Linked DNA regions of Homo sapiens: regions 1, 2, 3 and 5 are each linked to region 4. The links are chromatin contacts, found by Hi-C or POLR2A ChIA-PET in ENCODE. All regions are on one chromosome and are shown on one strand. Each heading gives the region's core, a stretch centred on a gene start or an enhancer-like site at or near the end of the contact. The rest is flanking DNA. Distances are from core to core; before and after follow the strand shown. Region 1 overlaps LINC00578 (long intergenic non-protein coding RNA 578). Region 2 overlaps TBL1XR1 (TBL1X/Y related 1). Region 3 overlaps LINC00578 (long intergenic non-protein coding RNA 578). Region 4 has its middle 65 kb from the start of LINC00501. Region 5 overlaps LINC00578 (long intergenic non-protein coding RNA 578).

What was found. A loop is a pair of places that touch in the nucleus more often than their neighbours do. ChIA-PET counts read pairs that join two places held with the same protein, here RNA polymerase II (POLR2A). Pooled maps may share reads with other maps.
Region 1: a loop to region 4 is called in a map of thyroid gland, with 2.8 times the contacts of the local background. The contact joins two enhancer-like sites. A Hi-C loop is called at or near these places in 8 of 168 maps with a recorded cell type or tissue (Calu3, IMR-90, PC-9 and 5 more) and 8 of 50 pooled maps. POLR2A ChIA-PET finds 5 or more read pairs at or near these places in 5 of 52 experiments (AG04450, CD4-positive, alpha-beta memory T cell, CD8-positive, alpha-beta memory T cell and 2 more).
Region 2: a loop to region 4 is called in a map of gastrocnemius medialis, with 2.8 times the contacts of the local background. The contact joins two enhancer-like sites. A Hi-C loop is called at or near these places in 10 of 168 maps with a recorded cell type or tissue (CD4-positive, alpha-beta T cell, CD4-positive, alpha-beta memory T cell, CD8-positive, alpha-beta T cell and 6 more), 6 of 37 single-sample maps with no recorded cell type and 17 of 50 pooled maps. POLR2A ChIA-PET finds 5 or more read pairs at or near these places in 9 of 52 experiments (B cell, CD4-positive, alpha-beta T cell, CD4-positive, alpha-beta memory T cell and 6 more).
Region 3: a loop to region 4 is called in a map of IMR-90, with 4 times the contacts of the local background. The contact joins two enhancer-like sites. A Hi-C loop is called at or near these places in 15 of 168 maps with a recorded cell type or tissue (CD14-positive monocyte, Calu3, IMR-90 and 10 more), 1 of 37 single-sample maps with no recorded cell type and 20 of 50 pooled maps. POLR2A ChIA-PET finds 5 or more read pairs at or near these places in 7 of 52 experiments (CD4-positive, alpha-beta T cell, H1, OCI-LY7 and 4 more).
Region 5: a loop to region 4 is called in a map of dorsolateral prefrontal cortex, with 3 times the contacts of the local background. The contact joins two enhancer-like sites. A Hi-C loop is called at or near these places in 3 of 168 maps with a recorded cell type or tissue (CD8-positive, alpha-beta T cell, dorsolateral prefrontal cortex and naive thymus-derived CD4-positive, alpha-beta T cell), 1 of 37 single-sample maps with no recorded cell type and 6 of 50 pooled maps. POLR2A ChIA-PET finds 5 or more read pairs at or near these places in 4 of 52 experiments (A549, AG04450, CD4-positive, alpha-beta T cell and 1 more).

What each region holds. Positions count from the first base shown.
Region 1 is chr3:177,514,687-177,519,669 of GRCh38, reverse strand. All of the region lies in intron 1 of LINC00578 (long intergenic non-protein coding RNA 578), which reads right to left. Among named protein-coding and RNA genes, the nearest start is that of LINC00578, 75 kb to the right of the region's middle. RefSeq lists an enhancer at 2,361-3,125. Within about 2 kb of position 3,234, at least 15 of the 41 ENCODE cell types and tissues checked have a DNase peak (open chromatin) inside an H3K27ac peak, as active enhancers do; they include heart left ventricle and thyroid gland, where a contact is called at or near this core.
Region 2 is chr3:177,128,180-177,133,064 of GRCh38, reverse strand. All of the region lies in intron 1 of TBL1XR1 (TBL1X/Y related 1), which reads left to right. Among named protein-coding and RNA genes, the nearest start is that of TBL1XR1, 67 kb to the left of the region's middle. Within about 2 kb of position 3,129, at least 2 of the 41 ENCODE cell types and tissues checked have a DNase peak (open chromatin) inside an H3K27ac peak, as active enhancers do; they include gastrocnemius medialis, where a contact is called at or near this core.
Region 3 is chr3:177,613,394-177,618,820 of GRCh38, reverse strand. The region is part of intron 2 of LINC00578 (long intergenic non-protein coding RNA 578); the gene reads right to left. Among named protein-coding and RNA genes, the nearest start is that of LINC00578, 170 kb to the right of the region's middle. Within about 2 kb of position 3,625, at least 9 of the 41 ENCODE cell types and tissues checked have a DNase peak (open chromatin) inside an H3K27ac peak, as active enhancers do; they include CD14-positive monocyte and PC-9, where a contact is called at or near this core.
Region 4 is chr3:177,357,123-177,362,094 of GRCh38, reverse strand. No RefSeq gene overlaps it. Among named protein-coding and RNA genes, the nearest start is that of LINC00501, 65 kb to the right of the region's middle. RefSeq lists enhancers at 430-629, 1,920-2,214, 1,725-2,566, 3,240-3,534, 3,421-3,660 and 1 more. Within about 2 kb of position 1,519, at least 38 of the 41 ENCODE cell types and tissues checked have a DNase peak (open chromatin) inside an H3K27ac peak, as active enhancers do; they include CD14-positive monocyte, PC-9, dorsolateral prefrontal cortex and 3 more, where a contact is called at or near this core.
Region 5 is chr3:177,551,091-177,556,236 of GRCh38, reverse strand. All of the region lies in intron 2 of LINC00578 (long intergenic non-protein coding RNA 578), which reads right to left. Among named protein-coding and RNA genes, the nearest start is that of LINC00578, 110 kb to the right of the region's middle. Within about 2 kb of position 2,481, at least 3 of the 41 ENCODE cell types and tissues checked have a DNase peak (open chromatin) inside an H3K27ac peak, as active enhancers do; they include dorsolateral prefrontal cortex, where a contact is called at or near this core.

The DNA.
Region 1 (4,983 bases), core at 1,985-4,484, 160 kb before region 4:
CCTTGCTAGGGTCTCCGGTTTTTATAGGCCCAGCATGGGGGCATGGCAGGCCAGGGTGGTCTTGGAAACTGCAACATTTGGCCGCCACAGCAGAAATGCTTGTCCTCACCTAGGTCCATGGGGGGGATAGAGCCCTAGCCAGGGACCACACCCTCCTCTACCCAACACTTCCCTTCCCCTCTTCCATATCATTTAAAGGGACCATGCTCTTCCCTTCCCAGCATTCCCGTATCACCATCAGCTTTACAAAAGCAGATTTTGACAACACATCAAGAACAGATTCATCTTTTAATGACAATCACACTTTAACCAAGCTCACAGAGACCAATGTCTAAATCAGAAACTCAATGTATTACAATGAAACTAAACTTCCTTTGCACCAGAGCATACTTATTGGTGTGTCCTGCCTATATAAGGAGTCAAATCTCACTCAGAAGGTTGTCTAGAGGGTGTGGAACCAGAGGGAGGCAAGAGGAGCTTCTATAAGACAATCCACATAATTCATAGCTTCTTCACCAAAGTCCTAGTCCAGCAGTGATATGGTTTGACTCTGTCTCCACCACATCTCATATCGAATTGTAATCCCCATGTGTCAGGAAAGGGGCCTGGTGGGAGGTGATTGGATCATGGGGGTGATTTCCCCCTTGCTGTTCTTATGATAGTGAGTTCTCACAAGATCTGATGATTTAAACGTATGTGGCACATTCTCTCTCTCGCTTTCTCACTCCTCCTCCACCATGGTAAGACATACCTGCTTTCCCTTCAACTTCCACCATGATTATGTTTCCTGAGACCTCCTAGCTATGCTTCCTGTATAGCCTGCAGAACTGTGAGTCAATTAAACCTCTTTTCTTCATAAATTACCCAGTCTCAGGTAGTTCTTTATAGGAGTGTGAAAACAGACTAATACAAGCAGTGAGACCCAGAAACTCCAAGTTTATTGATAACATTCACATCCTTTATTCCGGTTAGTGTTTGTACAGGCACTGCCAACATTTGCCTCTAGACTCTGCCTTTCTATTTTTTTATACATTGATGAACAACCATTCTAATTAACAGCTTTTCTTTAAAATTTTTGAGAACCAGGAAAGCCAAGCCTTTCTGAGCTGACCTTGGGCCCATTCTCCTTCACATACCTCCAATCCCTTCTGTGTTGAACTGTCCAGCTGCTTTTAATTCATCCATTTCCAAATTCTAGGCTCTGCTCCCATCTACCTCCTACAGTTACCAGCCCGACTCCCTGTTCCCTCCTGCTGACTTAAGCCTTACACCAGAACCCATTCATGGTTTGGAAGAAATTAAGGAATCCCAACCTGACAGACTCTAGACTCCACAGGCTCAACTCCACTAGTGAGCCCTGTTGTTGATCCAGGTAGAACTCTGTGCCTAGTTCTAAAATTTTGCCTTACTTCTCATAACTCAGTCCTTGGCTCAGCAGCCCATTTCAGTATCTGGGGATGTTCTTCATTTCCCATGGCTGAATCCCTGCCTTGGTCACAAGTCCTTTTGGACTGGAGTCTTGCTGGTTCTCTTCTTGACAGATCCCCGCTCCCTGCTGCCGCTGCCAGACATCAGCCCCTGCTCTTTCCCACCTTCACTTAGATGTTATCTCTCTTGCTTCTGCTATAAACCCACCTCAGCCCCTAACTTGCTCTGATGGGCCATCTAATCTGCAGACCCAGGCCCTTCTCTCTCCCCATCCCAGCCCATCTTTACTCTGTTCTCATACCTGACAGAGACAAAAACCCAATTAGATAAATTAACTTTTCATTTTCTAATACAAAAATTAGCCGGGCGTGGTGGCGTGTCTGTAATCCCAGCCACTTGGGAAGCTGAGGCAGGAGAATCGCTTGAACCCAGGAGGTGGAGGTTGCAGTGAGCTGAAATGTCTCCACTGCACTTCAACCTAGGTGACAGTGAGTAAGACTCCTTCTCAAAAAAAAATTTTTTGGCTGGGCATGGTGGCTCACTCCTGTAATCCCAGCACTTCGGGAGGCCAAGTCGGGCAGATCACAAGGTCAGGAGATCAAGACCATCCTGGTCAACATGGTGAAACCCTGTCTCTACTAAAATACAAAAAATTAGCCAGGTGTGGTGGCGCGCACCTATAGTCCCAGCTACTCAGGAGGCAGGGGAATCACTTGAACCCGGGAGGCGGAGGTTGCAGGGAGTGGAGATCGTGCCACTGCAGTCCAGCCTGGAGACAGAGCAAGACTCTGTCTCGAAACAAAAAAAAAAACTTTTATTTTCTTACTGCTCATGTTGCCTTTAGGTAGTCACCTAATCAAAAAGTAAAAACGAAGCTATCACTTAGAAATTCATCTCCTCTCATTTTACATACAGTGGAATGACATGAACTCAGTCCACATTAACAGGCATTCTCAAATTCTACCATGGGAAAAAATACTGGTTGAGGAGTCAGAAAATATGGGCTATTTAATAGATTATCTCTCATCGATGGAACATGGGCCTTTACTTCTCTGTCCCTAAACTGAAATGACAGGGCTTAACCTGGTGGTGTCTAAAGTCTTCCAATTCTGAAAATGCCCTGGCCACAGAAGGTATCAATTTTCTAGTTGGGGGCGCTGTGTGTTTATTTGTTTGTGTGTTTATAACTCTCTGTATTTTCCCTGGCAAGAGAAAGGGTGTTCTACAACCATTTATTCATGATTAATGATGTGGCTTGTGAACTTGAACCAGAGACTGTTCACCAGAAGCTTTTAGTTTGAAAAATTCCTGACTGTGGCCAAAACCAATGCTATGAAACAAAAGAAATGAGACAGTGCCTGCCTGCAGCCCACTGACCTGCAGCCCCAGGCGGAGCTCAGGCCGAGACCCCGAGAAAAGGGAACAGCTGGGGCCTGCTGGGACAGCACACACGGCCTCTCACCAGCTCATGCTGCACCCGATCTGAGGCTACCCAGCAGCAGTTTGGCTGCCCCCCAACCAGATTATAAATTCCTCAAGGGCAAAGAACACATCCTTTATATTTTTCCTGTATCCATATGGTGCAGAAAAAAAAAATAAAAGATTTTTGGGCTGGCATCCCAGCCAGAAACTGAAGAATGTTATCCATCCCCCACCCCCACAAGCCTCCTCCTCCCTTAAAATCACAAGAGGAAGACATTCAGGAATAGCTTTTGAGAAATGCCTCCCTCCTTCCGGCCTAAGAAGATATGTAAGTAGTTCATGTTCTCCCACACTGGAAGGGGAGACTCAAGCCCGTTGATGCATTAAATGAGACATTCCTGAATCAGAAGGATCATAGGTCAGCTCAAGCATTCGGTTGTGTTTGCAGCTCATTTCAGTAAGGCTGATTAACAGAAGAGCCAGACCCTTGTTCTGGCACCAGCTGTGTGGCCGGAACCTCTGTGACTAGAGACACCCCAGCCGGAATCAACAGGCCCGACCTGGACACGTGCATCGCGGCAGCAAGGTTAGCCAGTGTCAGCTCAGCCAAAGAATTTCTGGTTGTGCTGACTGAGAGGGTACACTCAGAACTTTGGACATGAAAGGATTCACTGAGGGATGAAAACACGGTATAGCATACCTAAGTATCCTCAGATTTTAATTTTGTCCCCTCTATAGCACATTTCAATGAGTAACACACAGCTAGGTGAATTACTGGTCACTCACTAAGCAATTGTTAAATTATTCTAGCTTCCTTTAATGAGAACAGAAACAAAGTTGCCACATACACACTAGTTCTGCTTTGTGATTTATTGTTGCCCATTGCCATCGTCATCATCATTGTTATCATTACTAAAGTAATATACACTTAGTGTAAAAAGAAAAAAATGCCAACGGTGTACAAGGAGATAAAGTTAAAGTTTCTGTTTTCATATTCTCTTCTAATCTTTCCCCCATCTCAACTTGACCCTCTCTGAATTGTTTCCTAAAACTACTAGAAGATTTACAAAAACTTCTAAAAATGTGCCATATATCACATACATGTAAATATGCATAGAAAAATATTACAGACATAAATGCATATAAACACAAACATATTCATGCACATACCTATGTATATATACAGTTTTTTCCCACAAATTGATCAGAGTACACTGTCTGGGACATAATGTTTTCACTTAGTATATATCTGACATTCATAGGAAAGCAAATAAATCTATGTATTCTTTACAATGACTTCATAGTATTCTATTATAAAGCTAAGACATAATCTATTCTGTGGGGGGTTTTTTTGTTTTGGTTTTGGTTTTTTGGGTTTTTTTGCACCATCTTTTCTCTGGAGTCCATGTTTCTAATAGTTTATTCCTTCCGAATTTATTTAAGCTCAGTTTCCAATGCATGGAGCTGACTGTTCTAGTTGTTCCTGCCACCACTGTTGCTATTTACGGGTTATATTTTTGTATATTCCATCTGTCTTTGTCTCTTTGCCTGTACAGTTCATACATTGCTTTATACTGCTGAAAGAGCCCCTCCTTGCTATCCTCCGAGGGAAACTCACACCTCCTCTGATTGTCTCTCGCACTTTATACACTGCATCTACCTGTGCTGAGCTCCGGTTCCAGGCAAGCACATTGTCTCCCAGGCCTTGCTGACCCATAGTGCTCCCTTCCTGTGGCACTCCCAGTCTGGATTCTCCAGGCTGCATTTCACCTTTGACCATCCATCCTTAAAGGACAGATCTCAAGCCTTTGTCATTCTCTAGGGAACTATGCCCTGGCTGCATAGCTACAAGGTCACTGACCTCATGGGTTGCAATGTCCTACTTCAATTGAGCACATCTGCTGGGCCCCAAATGGTCTTACCCTGTCATATTTCTCTCAACATCCCTGCCTCCCAGTTTCTCTAAGTTGCCAAATAAGAAGGAGGAATTTCCAGACAAAGCATCACCAAGGAGATTCTCACGCCACCCACCCTCACCCTTCTTTGTGCAGAAATATAGGTCTCTTGTAAAAATGTTATTCTTGTTCCGCATCGTGGGGGCAAGGAACAATATAAATCATGCTAAGACAGGAA
Region 2 (4,885 bases), core at 1,880-4,379, 230 kb after region 4:
CTCCTGCCTTGGCTTCTGAAAGTGCTGGGATTCCAGGCGTGAGCCACCGCACCTGGCCGATTCATTTATTTTAAGTAGTGAAATTATATGATTGTATTTATCTCAGAGCATTCATTCTGGAGGGTAGTATATGTATTGTTGAGGTGAGGGTGAAGGGCGGTGTGAGCAGTTACAGGCATCAAGAACAGTAAGAAAGCTATTGGGTGGAAATCTGAATTCATAAGGCTCTCTGTGATCTGCCCCTGCCTGCCTCTGATTTAATTTCCTGCCATTTGTTTATTGCTTGCCACTCTGTAGCCACCCTTACTTTTGTGGGAATCAAACTTGTTCTTTCCTTAGAGCCTATCCCTGGTTGTCACTTTGTTGGATTCTTGTCATTTGTACCTCATTTCATGTTCCCCATCTCCTTTCCTGGCCATGTTCTCTAATCCCATTTTGTCTCTATGACTTTCCACTATCGTATCATTCGGTTTTATTTTTTTAACCACTGTTATTACAATCTGTTAACCTTTCTTTCCCCCCATCTCTGTTAACAGTGGCAGTTGGACAAGGTTTGATTGCTAAAGAAAAGTCACATGATCCAAAGTAACAGTGCTCATCAATCTGTGGTTTATTGCTGAAAAACGATACTTAAAGCAAGTGCTTTCAAGTTAGGTTGCACATCACAAGCAAAGGGTGCCTCCCATCAGTGGACCTGAAGGAGCTAAGTGTGAGGTTCAATTGTCCCCCTTCTGTAGGGCCATATGGATATCTTTCTTTCTTGGATCAGGATCACTGATGTGCGCAGAGAACACCTTGGAACCAGGGATCCCATAGTGGAATCTCAGTGGGGCTTATATTCCTGCTGGCCACATAGGCATATTTTTGCTACATAACCAGCCTTAATGGCAGAAACCTCAAGGGGCTCACGAAAACCAGGTGCAAACCATCAGTCTCACTGTTAACAGTAAACAATGCTGACAAGCCGGTACAGACAGGCCATAGCTCTTGGGATTCATGGTTTCAGAGCAACATTATTAATCAGTATGTTTGGTACTTTGACCAGGTATCAGTGCCATGCCATTACCTCTCTTATTTCAGGAATGTACACAGGACAGTTCCAGCCTTCTGGGGTTAACAATCAGAGTGCTTTGTGTTTCCTTTTTTTTTTTTTTTTTTAAACTTCCACTAGAATGTAAATGCCAGTAGAGCAGGAATCTTGTCTTTATTGGAAGATGTGATGAATTCGTTAATGTGTTTTAAGATTTGACAAAGGATATTCAGGGCCGGGTATGGTGGCTCACGCCTGTGATCCTAGCACTTTGGGAGACCAAGGAGAGTGGATCACTCGAGGCCAGGAGTTCAAGACCAGCCTGGCCAACATGGTGAAACCCTGTCTCTACTGAGAATACAAAAATTAGCCGGGCATGGTGGTACATGCCTGTAATTTGGGAGGCTGAGGCGGGAGAATCACTTGAACCTGAGAAGCGGAGCTTGCAGTGAGCCGAGATCACGCCACTGCACTCCAGCCTGGGCAACGGAGTGAGACTCTGTCTCAAAAAAAAAAAAAAAAAAGATATTCAGAATGACAATGTGTTTTTTTAATTTAGTTTTTTTTTGTTTTCTCAACTTTTAGGTGTGGGAATAAGTATCTTTGGAAGACCAGGCACTTTATGCAGTATTGAGCTCAGGAGGCAGTGAGTGTTAAGGAATGGGTGTAAAAGTGAGTGTGATTCTCTTTCCCATCTTGCTATTTCTTTATTTTTCCTGGACTCTCTCTTAAGGGTCTTTATGATTAGGCAAATAGCTTTTGACTTTTTTTGTGTGTGTTGCTATGTGTCTTTGAATGAAGAGTTAGGCATTCAGTATGTTCTCTTTGAAGTGTCTCCTACGCTTGACATGGATTCCCGATTTGCTGAAGAAGTTCTCAATATATTCTCTGAAACCTAGTTTCTGTTGCCATTGTGCTTGACATGGATTCCCGATTTGCTGAAGAAGTTCTCAATATATTCTCTGAAACCTAGTTTCTGTTGCCATTGTGCTACTGACTGCGTGATAAGCCTCAGTACGTTTTAAAATTTTTTATTTTAGAGACAGGGTCTTGCTATGTTGCCCAGACTGGTCTCTAACTCCCTTGTCTCAAACAATCCTCTTAACCTCAGCCTCCCAAGCAGCTGGGACTATAGGTGCAAGCCTCTGTGTCCGGCTCAGTAATTTAACCAATTTCACAGTACCTCTAAACCCCAAATATGGTGGCCTTTTCTTTCAAAACATTTCTAGATGGACCTTTTCTGAGGAGTTAACAATTGTTTTAGTCTGGGCTTTGATAATCTCTTTACAGGTCTGTTTTTGCCTCCCTTTCAGGTAATTATTTTTTTAACTTGTTAACTTGTTTTGAACACTTGAGCATTTTATATGGTTCAAAATTTAAAAAGTACAAAAGTGTATACAGCAAAAAACCTTTCCACATCTGTCCCCTAGCCACTTGGTTCACCTCTCTGGAGTGACGGGTATTATTAGTTTTTTATGTGTCCTTCCAGAGATGATGTTACTATATACAGAAAAGTACGTAATATGCTGTCTCCCAATGTATTTCCCAAAAACGTTGTAGAATATTATATGCACTGCTTTTATTGCCTAACTGTCTTTCCTGGTGATCATTCCCAAATCGATATCTGAAGAGTTTCTTGTTTTGTTTTTGTTGTTGTTGTTGTTTTTGACTGAATAATACTTTATTATAATTTTACCAGGCCCCTGTTGATGGAGAATTGGTTGTTTCTTTTTATAATGCAGCAATGAATAACATTGTATATAAGTTATTTTGCATGTGTGCAAACGTTTTGATGAATAAGTTCCCCACAGTAGAATTTCACGGTCAAAGGATATGTGCATTTTTATTGTATTTATTTATTCTTTTTCTTTCTTTCTTTTTTTTTTTTTTGAGATGGAGTCTCAGTCTGTCGCCCAGGCTGGAGTGCAGTGGCGTGATCTCGGCTCACTGCAACCTCCGCCTCCTGGGTTCAAGCGATTCTCCAGCCTCCATCTCCTGAGTAGCTTGGACTACAGGCGCACGCCACTACGCCCAGCTAATTGTTGTATTTTTAGTACAGACACGGGTTTGGCGTGTTGGCCAGGCTGGTCTTAAACTCCTGTCCTCAGGTGATCTGCCTGCCTCGGCCTCCCAAAGTGCTGGGATTACAGGCGTGAGCCACTGCACCCTGCTGGATATGTGCATTTTTAAATTTCACTGCCAGGTTGTCTTCATGGAGGTTGTAGTTATTGATATTTCTACCACCAGTGTGTGTTATAACACTATAGAGTGTTATAAAACTTCTTATCTTTGCCAAACTGGTGGATAAAGAACGGTATCTTGTACTTTTTTTTTAAGATATGCTTTTCATTATGATATGCAGAATACATTAAAAGGTACAGACTACAGATGGTGAAGTTCACAAATTGGACAAACCTGTGTAACCACTATACCAGTCATTACTCTATCCCCAGCCTCTGGAAAGGTAACCATTATCCTGACTTAAAGTATCTATTCATTATTCTTGTGTTTCATATAAACATACAGTGTGTGCTCTTGTTTATGGCTTGTTTTTCTCAGCATTATAAGAGATTTATTTTACTGAGATTCATCCAAATCGTATCAGAAGTTCTCAGTGAAATCTTAATTTGCATTTCTCTTGCAAGGAGGTTGAGCACTTTTTAATGTTTTAAGCTTTAAAATTTTTATTTTCTGTAAGCTGTTTACATTCTGTATCCTTGAGTAGGGAATCATTTTCTTCTGGATCTCGTTACATGTAAAGGAAGCTGATTGTCTCAGATATGAGTTGTAATTGTTTTCTTCATCTAGTCCTGCTTTTGATTTTGCATATGATAGTTCTTGCCATAAAGGATTTTTAAAAAAAGTATAATACAATTTTTTGTGGCCATTTACCTTTTTTCTCAATTACTTGTTTTTTTCCTGTGGGCCTACTGTCTTTTGAGCATCCCATAGCCCTTAGATTACACTTTAATGTCATCAAAGATTAAAGTGCAAAAACCACCTCTAAAAATGACCGTGCTGAACATGAAATTTGAATCACGTGTAAGTGGAGTTATAGAAGAAATAGCTGATGGGGAGAGTGTTGCGAGAATCTGCAGCTGGAGAAACTTAGTGAAGGTGAATTTATGGACATAAATGAGGAAAGTGGCTGTGATGAAAAAGACGATGGCCTCATAGGAAGTGTCACTGGCCAAAAACTTCACAATAAAGGAACTCTATCAGAGATATTTCATGACATTCAACATTCAAGGATAAAATGTTAGAAGCTTTAGAGAGTTGTGTGAAAATGCCCCAAGAAATTTCCCCAAGAAATAGAAAAGATATTTGCTCTGTGTCATAAGTGGCCAAGTTTGGTGGCTCAGGCTGGGCACGGTGGCTCACGCCTGTAATCCCAGCACTTTCGGAGGACGACGGGGGCAGATTGCTTGAGCTCAGGAGTTCTCAATCAGCCTGGGCAACATGGCAAAACCCCATCTCTACTAAAAATACAAAAATTAACCAGGCGTGGTGGGATGCATCTGTTGTCCTAGCTACTTGGGGGACTGAGGTGAGATGATCGCGTGAGCTTGAGAGATCCAGGCTGCAGGGAGCTGTGTTTGTGCCACTGCACTCCAGCCTGGATGACAGAGAAAGACCCTGTCTCCAAAAAAGCAGAAAAGATGCTTGCTCTCTGTGTCATAAGTTATATGAGAACAAAAGTTGCTATTCAAAGTTCTCAATAAGCCATTTACCAAGAAATAAAACAGTTCACATCGGTTCTAATGTTTTAAATTACAGTGTACTAAAAGAATGATTTTTTTTTTGTCTTTTTTTCCTGAGACGGAGTCTTGTTCTGTCACCCAGGCTGAAGTGCAG
Region 3 (5,427 bases), core at 2,376-4,875, 250 kb before region 4:
ATCTTGCTCATTTACTTTTCAATAATCACATATTGAAAACCCACTCTGAAGAAGGTGCTGTGCCAGACACCATGTAAAGAGACAAAGATGTAGATACACAGACTCTGCGCATGTGGGGCATAATATATAGTGGTGGGGAGGAGGAGAAGATATATACAGATAGGTATTAAACCAGGTGGAAGGTGTTGGGAAAAAGTACCTTAGGAAAGGCAAGATGAGATGCTCTGGATGTCCGGAGAAAGGTATGTTAATTAGAATGAAGAGGTCAGGAGAGATTTCAGGAAGGAGGTGGAATGAGAGCTGCATCATGAAAGGAAGGTGGGATGTGGACAAAGTGGAGAAGGTCTTAGAGTACCATGGTGCTTCATCAAGTGCCTTGTTGCCTAAAGTGTTCTGCTTCTTTCCAACCTGTGTCACGTGTAAGTCCATTTATACACTTAAACCAAAACTGAGTACATGAGAACATATATTTCTCACCCACACATTAAAATCAAGTTGAGGCCGGGTGCAGTGGCTCATACCTGTAATCCCAGCACTTTGGGAGGACAAGGTGGGCAGATCACTTGAGGTCAGGAGTTCAAGAGCAGCCTGGCCAACATGGTGAAACCCCATCTCTATTAAAAATACAAAAATTAGCAGGGAGTGGTGGCAGGTGCCTGTAATCCCAACTACTCAGGAGGATGAGGCAGGAGGATCACTTGAACCTAGGAGGCGGAGGTTGCAGTGAGATCGTGCCACTGCACTCCAGCCTGGGCAATAGAGCGACGCTCTGTCACTAAATAAATAAATAAATAAATGAAACGAAGTTGAATATTATCTCACAGTTCTATACAATCACAGTTTGCTTTTTATGCTGCTATTTATTTTTTCCATCTAAGTTGTCTTAGTGCACCATCTCCTTAAATTAACTACCAGAAAACAGGTGAAACCCATGAAACCTAGTGTTTTAGTGGAGCCATCCACTACTCAAGACCAATGTGGGAACCGCAGTCTGAATTATTTGACCTCATCAATAAGCACATTCCCACTTTGCCTATGAAGGGTGCTTATAGTAAAGAATCATCTCTTAGCCACTGTTCCACTGTGTCAATCTATGGAAAAATCAAAACGCACTTACTGAATTCATTTAAGTAAGCATTCACTGGGAAATTCCTACCCCAAAGACACTGTGTCAATTCGGAGGACTCAGGATGGCTCCCTGCAGGCATCTCACAGGCTGGAGGTGGAACTCACACCCACCTGTAATGCAGTGTATGATAATAGAGCTGTACACACAGATCCTTGGAAGCACAATACACAAGTACATCTAATGCCCACATTAAACTTTTAAAATGAAGCTGGTTTTCATTTGCATATGTAAATTCATATTCCTATTATTTGGGCTTCTAGTTGTAAGATAAGCTGAAAATGTTCTTCAGACTTTTTTGGTATTAGCTTTAGAACCTATTTATATATGAAGCACATGCAAAATATTAGTATTATTTTTTAAGCCATTTGCCAATATTGAAAAAATAACTGGTTTCATTTACTAAACTTGAATGTGAATGATATTTCACTTTGTCCAACATTCAAATATACTTTCACATCCAAAGATTTGCCACAATTGAGAATACTGAAAAATGTGCCACATATTTTGAAAGTAATTTTAAAACATATACATTGGAAAAGCATTTAGAAATGTTTGTGACAGTGGAATCATTTCAATGTACTTTCCTACCTCCTTTGTTATCTTTGTCCATTTTGTGTTGGTATAACAGAATACCACAGACTGGGTAATTTATAAAGAAAAGAAATTAGGCCCGGCGCGGAGCCTCACTCCTGTAATCCCAGCACTTTGGAAGGCCAAGGCGGGTGGATCGCCTGAGGTCAGGGGTTTGAGATCAGCCTGGCGAACATGGTGAAACCCTGTCTTTACTAAAAATACAAAAATTAGCTGGGCATGGTTGCGGGCGCCTGTAATCCCAGCTATTTGGGAGGCTGAGGCAGGAGAATTGTTTGAACCCAGGAGGTGGAGGTTGCAGTGAGCTGAGATCGGGCCACTGCACTCCAGCTTGGGCGACAGAGGAAGGATCCATCTCAAAAAAAAAAAGAAAAGAAAAGAAAAGAAATGTATTTCTCATAGAGTGCATGTGACAGAGAGGGAGAAAGAGCAAGACAGTGATGCAGCAGAACTTGCTTTTACGACAAACCCACTCTCGCAATAACTAATCCACTCCTGCAATAACAATATTAAGCCATTCATGAGGATAGAGCCCTCCTGACCTAATTACCTCCTGTGAGGCCCCACCTTCCAAGACTGTTGCATTGAGATTACATTTCCAACACATGAACTTTTGGGGGACACGTTCAAACCGTAGCATTTGTCTAGCAACTTCCTAATGTTCACAACTCAGATCCTGCCTCCTAGATTTCCCTCTGCACTCCCATGCTATTTTTTGAAACCTATAATTCCATCGCTAAAACCAAGTCAAAGACAACCATACCTTTGTTTCCTCATCTGCAGGAGGTGATAACCGATAGTATTCATAGAGGCAAAATAAATTAATGCCATGTAAGAACAGCATGTAAACCATAGTATCATAAAAGTATTCACTATCATTATTCAAGTAATTTTCACATAGTAGGTCACCAATATCGGATCATTGAATAAAACATATACCTTGTTCAATAGATATATCAGAATTTATACATCCAAAGGTTTGTTAGCCTCTTTCATAAAATGAGCTACAATCTCACTTCATAAGTTAAAAATAAACATTCATTGAATCTAAGCTACAGCTTTATGCATTGAAAACATTACCAACTTATTTACATAGCACATTAAAATTTTACAAAGCACATTTACAGGGAGAGAATTAATTTAATTTTCTTCCACACTATGTGATACAGCTCTAGTGCCAATCATAAATGACAAACCCTTAATACATTTGCCCATCTGGGCTCCTCTTTCCAAAGTACCTAAGTATCTAGTGAGGTGCAGTGGCTCATGCCTATAAATCCCAACATTTTGGGAGACCGAGGCAGAAGGATCATTTGAGCCCAGTAGTTCAAGACCAGCCTGGGCAACATAGGGAGACTCCCATCTCTACAAAAAATTAAAAAATTAGCCAGGCATGGTAGCACATGCTTGTGCTTCCAGCTACTCGGGAAGCTGAGGTAGGAGGATTGCTTGAGCCCAAGAGGCCAGGAGGTTGAGGCTGCAATGAGCCATGATCATGCCACTGCACTCAGTTTAGGAAACAGAGAGAGACCTTGTCTAAAAAAAAAAAAAAAACAAAAACAAAAACAAAAAAAACAGTTCTAAGTTGTAGTTGAAATCTGCAGTAACTGTTTAATCAATGAGCTTCTAATGGTCTTTTTATTATGATTATCAAATGTCTATGCAAACATTTCTTCCTCTGAACTTCACCCTCCTGAAAAGGGGCAACTGTGAATGACTATTCCCTTTCTATACCAGTTCCAATAGCACAGTGGAGAGGGGAGGGAAAAATAAACACACACATTTCTAACTTTCCAGCCTACTGACTGGTCTGCCCTTTCCCCTGGCCAACATCCTCAAAAATATGATAATGAAGTGGTTTGTGTGATTGTGAAAGAGTGTGTGCGTTTCCCTGGGCTGGAGCCAAGGGAGAGAAAGAAGGTATCCAAACACAGCTGCAGTTACCTCTCCCCGCTCAGTCATTTCAGGGAAATGGACTCAGCATATCTGGAAGGAGGTCAACTGGGGGACAAAATAAAAGGCTCTCTTGGTTGGTTGGTTCTGCACAGATCCTGAAAGCAGGCTTCAGGCCTATACTATAACAATCCCTCTGACTTTGGCAATAAAATGAAGGAGAAACATCACAGAAAATACCAAAGGAAGAACCAGTCAAATCCCATTATCACAAACTCCCAGAAATTTGTTTAATTATTTTAATATTTTCAATATAGCTGACTGGAGTGAACATTAGTTAACATGAGTAAGTGATAAATTGGATCTAAATTGTCATTTGTATCTATAGAGATGTTGCTATAAAGAAGTATGTCCAAGTTAGATTTTCACCTAGGCAGGTTGGGAAAAAAAAGATGAAAAAATATGTGCATTCTAACTATTTTCTACAAACTATATACATAGTAGATTATTCCATTGTTGACACTTCTGAATCATATGGCCATGGAAATTAAGGGGATCCCTTAATTGAACCCCTCAATTGAAAGAGGAGCAAACTAAAGCACAGAGTACATTGTCCATATAAACAACCACTTAGGGCTGCCATCTTCAATGGGAAGGTCTCTCTCAAGTTATAGACTGAAATCTAAGTCTGGCCCAGCATTCACTGGGCACCTTATTTTCTACCTACATTTTCATAAGATGTATCACAAACTTCAGCAATTATTTGTTGTGTACTATCTGCTATATATTTATGCAAGTTAACATTGAAATAATAAAATGAGAAGCCATTAGACAGGAACCCTGGGTTCCTACCTAAGGAAACTAAAACCTAGCTCAGCCTCATTTCATGCAAGAGGCTAATTTAAAAGAAATGAAACTTAAGCTCAACCAATCACATAGCCAACTGGGCATTGATTATTGTCTTGAACTTCCCACCAAGATAGTCCAAATAGGGCAATTTTCCAAACTTCAACCAATCAAATAATTTCTTTGCTCTGCTTTCTCATTCACCCTGTAAAAGCTTTTCCATCAACCACCTCTGCTGAAGCCCTGAACCACTTCCAGTCTAGAGCTGTCCAATTCATGAATTGCTGTCTGCCCAAATAAACTCTTTAAAGGTTTAATCTGCTAAAGTTTCTCTTTTAACATTAATCTTCTATTTAACATTACTATAAACTCCTTGAAGGCTACCACTATGGCAAAATGATTCTGAATCCTCCTGCTCCTGACACCTCCTGGGAACAGTGCTGAAAATCCAACATTGACTAAACCCCTTTCATTGGCAAATAGGCCCAGAGGGGCCAAGATGAGGGAGACAGACTCAAAAAAGCTCTTGTCCTCCTAAAGTTTAAAATGGAACAGGCAGAGCAACCTAAACAGCTCTAATACAATTTGCCATGGTAAAAGTATAGACAGTTCTGTGTGAATGCAGGTAACAGGGAGACTAATTCACCTGAGAGTATCTGACAAAAGATACTCAAAATATGATCCAAGAGCCAGCTCTCATTATTACTCCATATGAAATAAGTTCAGAAATTGAGAGTATTTATTTAGAAACTCTTACAGCAATTGACAAAGTAGAAATTCTACCTGCTGAATCTCATAATAAAAAATTACAACTTGTGCTTTGTGCTTTGTATGTCTGTGAGCAGATTGGAAATTTTCAAAAAAAAAAAAAAAAAAGGGAAAAGGAAGGAAGAGAGAAAAGGAAATTGGCCCTTCTGCACAAAGAAGTTGAGAAGAGTGGTCTTCAATGAATCAGGCTTGACCTAGTC
Region 4 (4,972 bases), core at 270-2,769:
ATGCTCTCAGGCGGTCATTTCTGTGTCTACCTGTTCCAACACACTGAGCTTGTCCAGGGCAGAGACTCCTGCTCCTCCATCCCCCCAACATGGCTCTTCTTCACTGAATTCTCTCCTCCTCTGCCAAATATAAGGTTCCTTGCTAGGCAAAGAACCTTGTCAGCCTCTAGTTAGGGGTGCTGAACTTTGGCAACTGGTAGCCTGCCTCCTACTTATCAGGTTCTATCCAAGCTGATCCTCCAGACTTTGTCCTCCCCTGCTTAGGCAGAAACTCTAGGGTAGGAAGTCCGTTGCCCGCTGCCGAAGCTCAGCACCCAAAGCAAGGTGGCCCACGTCCTTCCCTAGCACGGATCCCTATAGTAGGCAGTTGTGTCTGGGAGAGGCTAAGGCAAAGACGAGAGGGTCAGCTGGGCTAAAAACCGGAAGTGCTTAGAGACTGAAGAGTTTCTTCATCTTGAGAACCAAAAAGACAGACTGTCAGGTCTGCATGCTCCTCTCTGAGCTGAGGGAAACCCCCTAGGTAAATAGCTCCCAGTTGGAGGCGAGTGCCCCGACCCTTCCCCACTTCAGCAGCTTCAGCCTCCAGACTCAACACATGCTGGGCCATCTTGGAGGTCTGGTGTTCCAGGCCTCCCCAGCTGCCTGCACCTCCGAAAGGGGAAATGGGGGTGGGGTGGGAGGGCCAGGCCTGGGGAAGTGATTTTAGAAGTGCAAGTCTGGTGGGAGAGTTTTTCCGTCAGACCATCTGGAGGGAAGTAGTCATAATCTACTACAAGTTCTCCCGAAATGATCAAGTACACATAGGGAAATTGTTACATTGTTGAAAAACATGTCTGCTTCGCTTCCTCCTGGGGAGCTCTAAAGACTTTTATCAGAGATGGACTCCCTGCTTGAGGTACAGAGAGATTAAGATGAGGCCAAAGAACAGCTCTCTCCCCTTGTAATTCTCCAGGTAGCCAGTTTTCAGCTGGCTGCCATTTTTTGCAATTTAAGATGCTAAGAGAATTTAAATGAGATCAGCCCTGTGTGTGTAAAGAAGGAAACAGTCTGTATGGCCAAACAGAAAAGGTACCATGTTGTATGAGTTACTGCCTTTCACGTTAACTGGTGTGTGTGTGTGTGTGTGTGTGTGTGTGTAGAACAAAAGTACAGTTGTCTATACAATTAGTTATTTAAGCTATTTCAAGTACCATTACAGCAAGGGGGAAGGGAGGGAACATCTAAACTACATAAAATTATTTTTAAAAATTCGTTCTAGAAAAAAGGAAATGCCAGAGTAGTAAGATAAGGAGTCTTAATTAGCAACAAATTCATCTATTTCCTTCCTCCAAAACCGAGACAGTCTTCTAAGGCAATTTGCTTGGAGAGCAGTTTTGCGCCATAAATCTGGGACATGTTTTTCATGTGTGTTTGCCCTGTGTGAGGCTTAAGAAAAACACAGCAACCAAACCATCCAGTTCAGCCCTGGAGGGAAAGACCTAGAAGACCTAATCACCCGTGATGGCGATTACATAACAGAGAATCGCGCGCGCGCGCGCGCACACACACACACACACACACACACACACACACACACTCCAAGAGTCTCAAAAAAAAAAAAAAGAAAATCAGCCTTTGGCTTCCTGTCACAGAAGATATCTCCTTTTTTTTTTTTTCCTTTGTGAGGATCACTAAGAATGCTTCTTAAAGACCAAGTGGATGTCTTTGGTAGAAATAGAGGTCACTTAAGGATGATTTATAAGTGCACCCGAAGGCAAAATGAAGCATGTATCGATATCTAAAGTGCATCTGCATTTAGTGAAGCAAAAGCTCATAGTCTGTTTCTAATTTGTGCCTTGCAGATGCCCTCCCCACTAGGGAAAGGCCTGGCTCTGAGCAGCCGCCCCTCCCCGAGGCCGCCAAGCTCCCAGTTCAGGCCCTTTCTTGGGCAGCCGGAGTGCTCCTCTCTTAGATAATGCCAGGTACTCTGGAAAGTAGCCGTGTAATAATACACAAACCCCTGATGATGTCAGCGTGTTATTGACTTTCCAAGTCTGAATGACTGAGCAGAGGAGCGGGGGTGGGGCGCAATCCATCCGGCAGCGCGGAGACCGGCCAAGCGAAAATGGGCTCGCCAGCCTGGCGGGGGAGGGGCGGCTCGCAACAGCGGCGGCTGCTTCGAGCTCCGGCTCTGCCGCCGCGGCGTCGGGGTCGCTGCCGCCCAGCCCAGGCGGGGCTCGGGTTCCCGCTCCTCTGATGTTTACGTTTGGTCAAAAACTCCTCAGACAGAAATAACTAATGCCTCCCCCCGGAAGCTTTTACCACGTGGCAGAGTGGGGTCACAAAGGGGGGAGCAGTGGCACGAAGGGGATGGGGAGGAAGACCTCCCTGTTCCCTCCCCCACCCTGCAGGGGCCTTCCTCTTAGGCTGCAGAGCCGAGGGTCGCTCTCCGTGGTGGAGTTCCCTCTGCAGAAGACCCCTGGAAAATTGCACTTCAGCAGTGGTGACATTTTATAGGCCATGATTTGCTGCATTTATGGCTCTGGCAGTGCAGGTGCGGAGTCGTAGGCTCCCGTTCTCACCCTGCAAATTGCTCACAGTGCAATCTGTCATCTTCAAGGCTAGGTGTGAACCGGGCAGGGTTGCCCTTAAAACGGAATTGCAGTTAAAGGCCGGGATCTGGAAGGAAGCGCTCTACCCCGGGGCGTGGCCTTTCCCACCGGCTCTGGACCTTTCCTTCAAGCCCCGCCATGCGCGCCCACCGACTTGGCTGTCGCAGCCTGGGGGCACTGGGCGCCCTGGGCTCTGCCTGCCTGCAGAGCTCTCATTCTTTCCGTTCCAGGCCTGTGGAATCCTCCAGTGAACAAGGCCTCATGCTGGCCTCTGCCCCACCCCACTGCGAGGAGCCGCTCCTCCTCCGAGGCCTATGGTTTTTCTCCCCGCGGAGTGGGCTTGGTGGGAGCACCGCGTGGCGCAAACAGCACGGGGGGACTTTGGAATCGCCTGGACTTGAGCCCTGCCCCACCACGTGTTCGCTGTGTGAATGTGGACAGGGTGGTTACCCTCTCTACAGCCCGCGTCTTAAAATGGGAGTAGTAACAACCCCCTCAACAGTTGTTCTGAGGATTAAGTGAAATTCAGATTTCATAGGAGACCTTTTTCAATAGTCAAGTCTCTCGCCTTTATGAGTCAAGTTCCACTGGGGCCAGAGGCCCTGTGGTTGTTTCTGAAAACAAGGTCAGCAGAAGTGCTAGACCCATTGTTTCCTCAACTCAGCCCTTCCCCCTACACTCCTGGCAAAGTGGAGCCCGCAGCCTCTTCCGACCCACTTCCACCTTCACCCACACCCACAGGCTTACAGGGCAGAGCTGTTTTGTTGACGGGGCGGGGGTGGGGGTGGGGACGTGGAAACTGTACCTCTGACCTAAGCTGGACCATTCACGGCCCTTCTCAAATTTCCCTCCCCCACCTTGCCACAGGGGATTGGTCCCAGCGGGAAGAGCTGACATATTTGAATCCAATCAAAAGCCTTCTTGGGAAATTTTGAAACTGGAAGTGAAAAAGTCAGTTTCTCCCCAGGGCTAAAACTGCAAGATATTATAACATACATGACCATGTTTCCCATGGTCAGGAGAGGAGAGGCAAGGCCAATCTGAAGGCAGAAACAGAGATAAAGATCGAGCAGAAAACAAAGATAGAGCCTCAGCCACAGCCAGACAGGCTGGGAGAGAGCGCTGAGGCCAACAGGAGTCTAATGTTATTGGCAGCATCGGTTCCTGTGTCCCTGGTACAGCCCTGCCTGCCCCCGATTCCTTGCGACAGCCCATTATTTTTTGCCACAAATTCTTATTGTTTAACCTAGTTTGTGTTTTTGTTGCTTCTAATCCAAAAATCCCATGGCATTTACTAGTTTAACTTACACAGTATGTCAGTTGAGTTCAAGAGCTCCCCAGCCCCATTATAACCCCCCGAGAAGTCTTCTATCCTCCGCAGCATATGTCAGTGCCCCATAACAAGGTGCTCAATAAATGCTCTTCAGATTGCACTGAGCAAGTTGTGAGTGGACGGGAAGTGCCCTGGTGGCTGTTGAAACTGGAGGCTTCAACTGGTTAATTTAAAGGGGAAGCATCGCCAATTGCCACAGACTTCTAGAAGCCCATTTATTGTACCCTAGTGGTAATTAGGGCTTATTCAAGTGAATAGAAAGAGAAAAGAGAAGAAACTTTATCCCCTCTAAATTGCATTTAATAAAAATCTTGGAGAAAATGAGTGAATTGTCAGGCTTAATAATTTCCCCTGGGTCTTTGTTGGAGGGAGGCTGAGGAAATGTACAGTATTCTACATTTATAGGACAGCAGATCTGCATTTTAACAGAGTAAAATGCAGTCGTGGCTTACCCTCCTTTTTTCCCCCTTCATTTGTTTCCAAAGGGTTTTTTTCCAGCTCATGAGTCACTTCCAGTCAGATTCAAAGACAAAAGCCGGCTAATTGTGTGTCCATGAGTCAGGGTCCCACCCTGCCTTATCTGAACACCCTTTCTAGCTCTGAGAAGACAGAGCAATTTTCAGCCTATAAGGCATTGAGTGGAACCTGTTACACACCGCTTCTGGGTCAGGCTCTTTAGGGAGCAGTCCAGGCCCTTCCATTTCCTTCTGGCATCTGGCAGCTGATAGCACCTTGGGGTGTTTCCTTGCCAGTGTTATTTTCAGTCAGGAACTGTGCAGTCTACCCTGTTCCTAAGGCACCCTGTTGAGCCCAGAGAGATAAAGGTGAATTTAAAAGGAGGTCTAAACCCTCTAGCAATTTATCATATAATGAAGGAGAAAGGCAGAAAAGAATCACTGTTAGACAAGCTTTGAGGGTTATGGAAGAGTAAGTGCTAAGACTAATGATTTCTCAGTCTGCACCCCTTGCTGTCTCTCAGCAGCATTTTATCTGGTTGACTTTCCAACTACTTGAAACATTTTATTTCCAGACCTCCCTGATGTTACTT
Region 5 (5,146 bases), core at 1,232-3,731, 190 kb before region 4:
AAGTTATCCCAAATTTTTTTAATTTACATTAAGTCAAATACAGAATCCCAAAATTAATTTTAAAGAAAAATGTTGTTTGAAATTAACATAGAAAAGAAAGCTAGTTTTCTATTTTTTTCTCCTTAATACACTGTGTAAAGTTTTGAACTGATGATATTAATATATAATATTGCACCTGCACTGTAATGATTATTACTTTGTTAGGAGGATACATATGTTCATCATTGACACACTAACTACTAAGTGTGAAGGTTTGATTGATTTAAGAGATTAAGGGATAATTTTGTTTTTAAAATCAGTCTTCCATGGAGGTAGTATCTGTGTGCTGTGGACAGTCTATAGGTGTTGCCTGTCACTGGATTGTGATGGATGAACACTCTATTCATAATTCAAACTGTCTCCCATTTGTTCATAAAAGCTGACAATGCAGAGAGAATTCTGCTGAAAGAGCCACAAAAGAGTGAATTACAGAGAAATGTAAAACAATATGACAGAGGAGCATTTGGGCCAAAAATAAAGCAACCAAATCCAACAAATCTAAAAGGAGTGATTTTTTTCTAATTTTTTTGGCCAAATAGTACATTCAAATGTAGGTTCAAACAGCAAGCCTGCTGGTTCTCTGTCAGCAAAAATGCTAAATAGGGGCTAAGTTGTCTTCCTGGAGGGTGAGGCGCATAGACAAACTGAAAAGCCACCTGAAGTTTCAACCAAAAGCCAATTTAGATCAAGCTGAGCAAACAGACAGGTCTGCTGCCCAATTCAACACCAAGCTGTTTTTTTGTTTTTTGTTTTTAATGTATATAAGTCAAAAAGTACTTTACAAGCCAAGGAAAACCCAGAGAGCAATGTATGGACTAATGACATAGTTCCCATTCAGGTCTGGGGCCTGGAGTGCAGCCTGGGGCAGTTCCCACTGTGCTTCCCAGCCCCCATCTGTGTTTTTCACTGGTAAATTCAGAATAAAAAGAAAGTCAAGTGTAGCAGAGGACTGTGTGGGTTAGGAAGGAAGGGCAGTTCCACCCAGTTGGTCCAAGTTAAAATGGAGGCTGTTACTTGCTGAGAGCAGATTTGCACTCCTTTTTTTTTTTTTTTAGCACCAGCTGAGATTCTGTCTCAATTGCCCTCAACATTGAGTCACTAACCAGCCACTGGGTGTGGAATTCTGGCAGCAGTAGCGCTTAACTCTGAGACTTCCCACTCCCCACCCACCAGCTCCTTGCCCTCTCTGCAATGGCTTTTTTTTAGTAATAGAGGAAAAAAACTTTGAAATCCTGTTAATTCTGAGTATTGTTTACAAGTGATTATTTCTGAAGGGGCAAGGAGTGTTTGCAAAGGCCACTTTGGTTATATGAGATTTAAAAGGTTACTGCAATTATTTTTTGGTGTATAAGATGCATTTGCATACATAATTTCACAGAAGAATGGGGGCATTTTATGTACTTTCATCATATGTTTATTGAAAGTGAACAGTTATGCTGTCTGCACAGACATAACTGGTATTTCTTTAAAATTTATCTTTTCCAGATTATTACTATATATTAAAATTTCTAATTATCTACTGGAGATGCATTATACTACATTTATAGGAACAAAATAATGTATTTTCTCTTTTGTAGACATGGCTGCCCGAAAGCAATTCAGTATTTTGCATCCTTGTTCAGTCAGTAACTATGACTTATTAGATGCAGGTGAGTTTTTTATACATTTGGAAGAGGATGTGTCTTATACACTTGCAAGAGCATTGATGTCTCTGGATCTGAGTGCCCTTGTCTGCAAAAAGAAAGAGCTGAACTCCAAGTACCTTCAGCACTGAAAGTCTACAGCTGGCAATGGCTGTACCACAAAGATTAAAACAAGGCAATTCAGTAAGGGTAAACAATAAATTAAAAAAATCACTGAAATTGAATTAACTTGGTAGACAAAAGCAACCCTTAGACCACCAACAGTCATTTTGCAAATATTAATTTTTTAACTAAGGAACAATTACATACGCCTTGTCTCTTTAAATTAGATTGGAAGTTCCTTGAGGTTAAAACCAATGTTTTTAATTAAGAATAAAATTTCCCTAGGACAGATCATACTGCCAGATAAACGGCCTAGCAATAGAATGTGTTCGTAGATACATTAAAAAGAACCCAGGTCTTAGAGCTCTCAGGCCAGAGATTTTTCTTTCCATTACAATTTTCTGTCATCAAGGTTCAATGTAGGAAGCTTCTAGGAGAGACAATAACAATTGGGAGGAAGAAATCCAAGAGCATTGAAATAGACATGAGCTACACAAGGATACTAAAGTCCTGGTATTGACTCTTTTTTACCAGCAATATTTCTAGAAGAAAATAGCCCCCTCCATAGAAGTCTCTACAGAACACGTGGACAGCACTTAGTGATGAAGCCTGGGTTGGCAGCCCACATTGCCTGATGTTTGTATTGAAACCCTTCCCTGGCAGAGCCTGGTGCCCAGTGGTGCCGACTGGGCTGGCTCAGTGCTGAGAGACAGCTTCAGGGATGGACAGTTGCACTCTCAGGAGGTTGTATGCATAATCTCAGTTTGCAATTCTATTTTGTGAGAACAAAAGGGAAACAGTGGGCACTGGCTTGGCTGCTTTTCCAGATGCTTTTGACCAGGCAGGGGATGTAAAAAAGAAAATCTAGCTTGAAAAATGCAACAAAGAGAGAGAAATATTGTCTATTTTCCCATTATGTTTAGCTAGGATGTGGTCTACTGATTATTTTAAGAAAACTATTAACCGAGCTTTACTGTTTTCCTGTTGTATGCTAGCAGCTTCATGTAGTCTGAGAGTCTCAGGCTGGCTGTTAGAAGCCTTAGGTTTTCATCTCCAGTCACCACCATCTTGGCACTTGATTTCTCAGAGCTTCAGTGTGTCTATCTATAATGTCATTTTTAATTCCTGTCCTTCTCTACCTCAAACGGATGCTGTGAGGACAAATGAGATGGCTCAATATTACCTCCTTCCCTGTCCATCTGGCTCTCTGATTTGCAAGGACCACATCAAGTTCTGGACTAGAAAACAATAGAGTTGTGCCAGGAATGAAGGGAGGCAGAATGGAGCCAGGCGGAAGCCCAAAGGGACACAGAGGCAGAGATCCAAGGCCAGAATTGGAACATTGGATTAGCCACAATTTCACATATTAACATTATGCCCAGTTCCCAAAAATACACATTTATGTGGTTATATGAACATCTTTGAGTCATTCAGGATTTGGTTGTATTATCATTATTTGAACCCTCAAGTGCAAAAATATGAGGACTATATACTGAGATTTTCTTCCTTTTTCAATGGAGTATTCTTAACTTGTGTGGGCCAGGCCTTGAGCCCCTTTTTTGGTCAAAAGTCCTCAAAGGGAGTTAACTGGTCATTTTAATTCATTTGGGTCCAACTGAGGTGATTTTATAGCCCCTCCTGGCTTTGAAAGATCCAACAGACTTTCAGCCTCCAGGCAACAGAGGAGTGAGCCCTGGAAAGGGTCTAAATGATGCAGGCCCTCCTCCCTGTACGTCAGCTCCTTCTCTCCCCTTCTTTCCAATCAAACTAATCCCCTCACAATTTCCCAGAGGCTTCTCCATCATGGACACCCACAGGAAACAAATAAAAGGAACAGGACAGGGTGCAATTCTGCTCTTTGTCAGTGCTAATTGTGAGCCAGTTATCTGATCTGCTGTGACTTGCTCTTTCTGGAAAGGTGTGCATAATTTGGCAATAGAATTCCAAGATTCTCATTTATTGTAAATTGTGCCTTTGCCGATTGCTTTTGTCAGGGCTCCCCATTTCACCTCATGTCTCTGCTCTCCACTTTTGCAAATGCACTGATCTGTGAAAATGAATTAAACAGATTAAAAAGCAGCTTTTCTTATTCATTGGAATAAAAACAGCAAAGGCAGACATGGTACATCCTTGTACGTAACTCCAAGAAAAAAAAAACTACTTCACACAAGAGGGTGGCCTGGCTCTCTGGGGAGAAAACAAACCCACAAAATGCTCTGTGACTCAAGTTAAGCCTCTCCTATAATCTACAGTGAAGTTCTACTTAATGACAACCCACAATATAATCCAATTATTAGGCTTTCAGCAAACCAATACCATAATGACATCATATATTCTTAAAGTTGATCTTTATACAAAGCTGTTCCTCTTTTTAAAGAGAGAGAAACATTTATGATGTTAAATAACTCTCATCTTATAGACAGCTCAAGTTCACAAATTTGTAGAGCCAAAGCACCCGAAAGAAGAAAGCATATGCAGGTGTGTATTATCTGCAGTATGAGAAGGTTCTAGGTGCTGCTTTGACCCCACCTCGCGGACTAGGGCCAAGCTAAAAGCAACCTGCATAGTAAGGCTGGACTATAAGTGCCCCCAAAGCATCATCTTGGTACATCCTAGGGCAGAGTTGGGTCCCTATTATTTTAAGACAAGTGATACAATGGAAGGTTCCTGGAACTACCACACTGCACTGCTCCAAGGAGCACCAATAGCAAGGTAGTCCTCATGTTTGGTGACCTCTGGAGGTGGGAAGTGCACTGTGTGTGCAAACTAAATTGGTGGCCTTGAATCCCTTTATTAAAGAGGAAACACTTTGGTTTTTCTGTTTATTTGCTTAATGTTGTTTATTTGAGTAGAGGAAGGGCAAGAGGGAACAAAGAGAACACAGGAAGCACCTCTGTAGAGGTGCAGTAGACTACCCACAACGCCACCCGAGAGCTCTAGTTCTTAGTTCAAAACGAAGTTAGCAAGGTTTTTCTTTTCTTTCTTTTTTTTCTTTTTTGGAGACGGAGTCTCACTCTGTCACCCAGGCTGGAGTGCAGTGGCACGCGATCCCGGCTCGCTGCAACCTCCGTCTCCTGAGTTCAAGCAATTCTCCTGCCTCAGCCTCCTGAGTAGCTGGGATTACAGGCACTCGCCACCATGCCCAGCTAATTTTGTATTTTTAGTGGACACGAGGTTTCACCATGTTGGCCAGGCTGGTTTCAAACTCCCGCCCTCAGTTAATCTGCCCGCCTCAGCTTCCCAAAGTGCTGGGATTACAGGCATGAGCCACCGCGCCCGGCCAGGTTTTTTCATCTGTGTGTTGAATTCTCCTACAATCTGCTCCCAGGTTTGTCATGAGGAATAAGTGAGACAAAGCACAA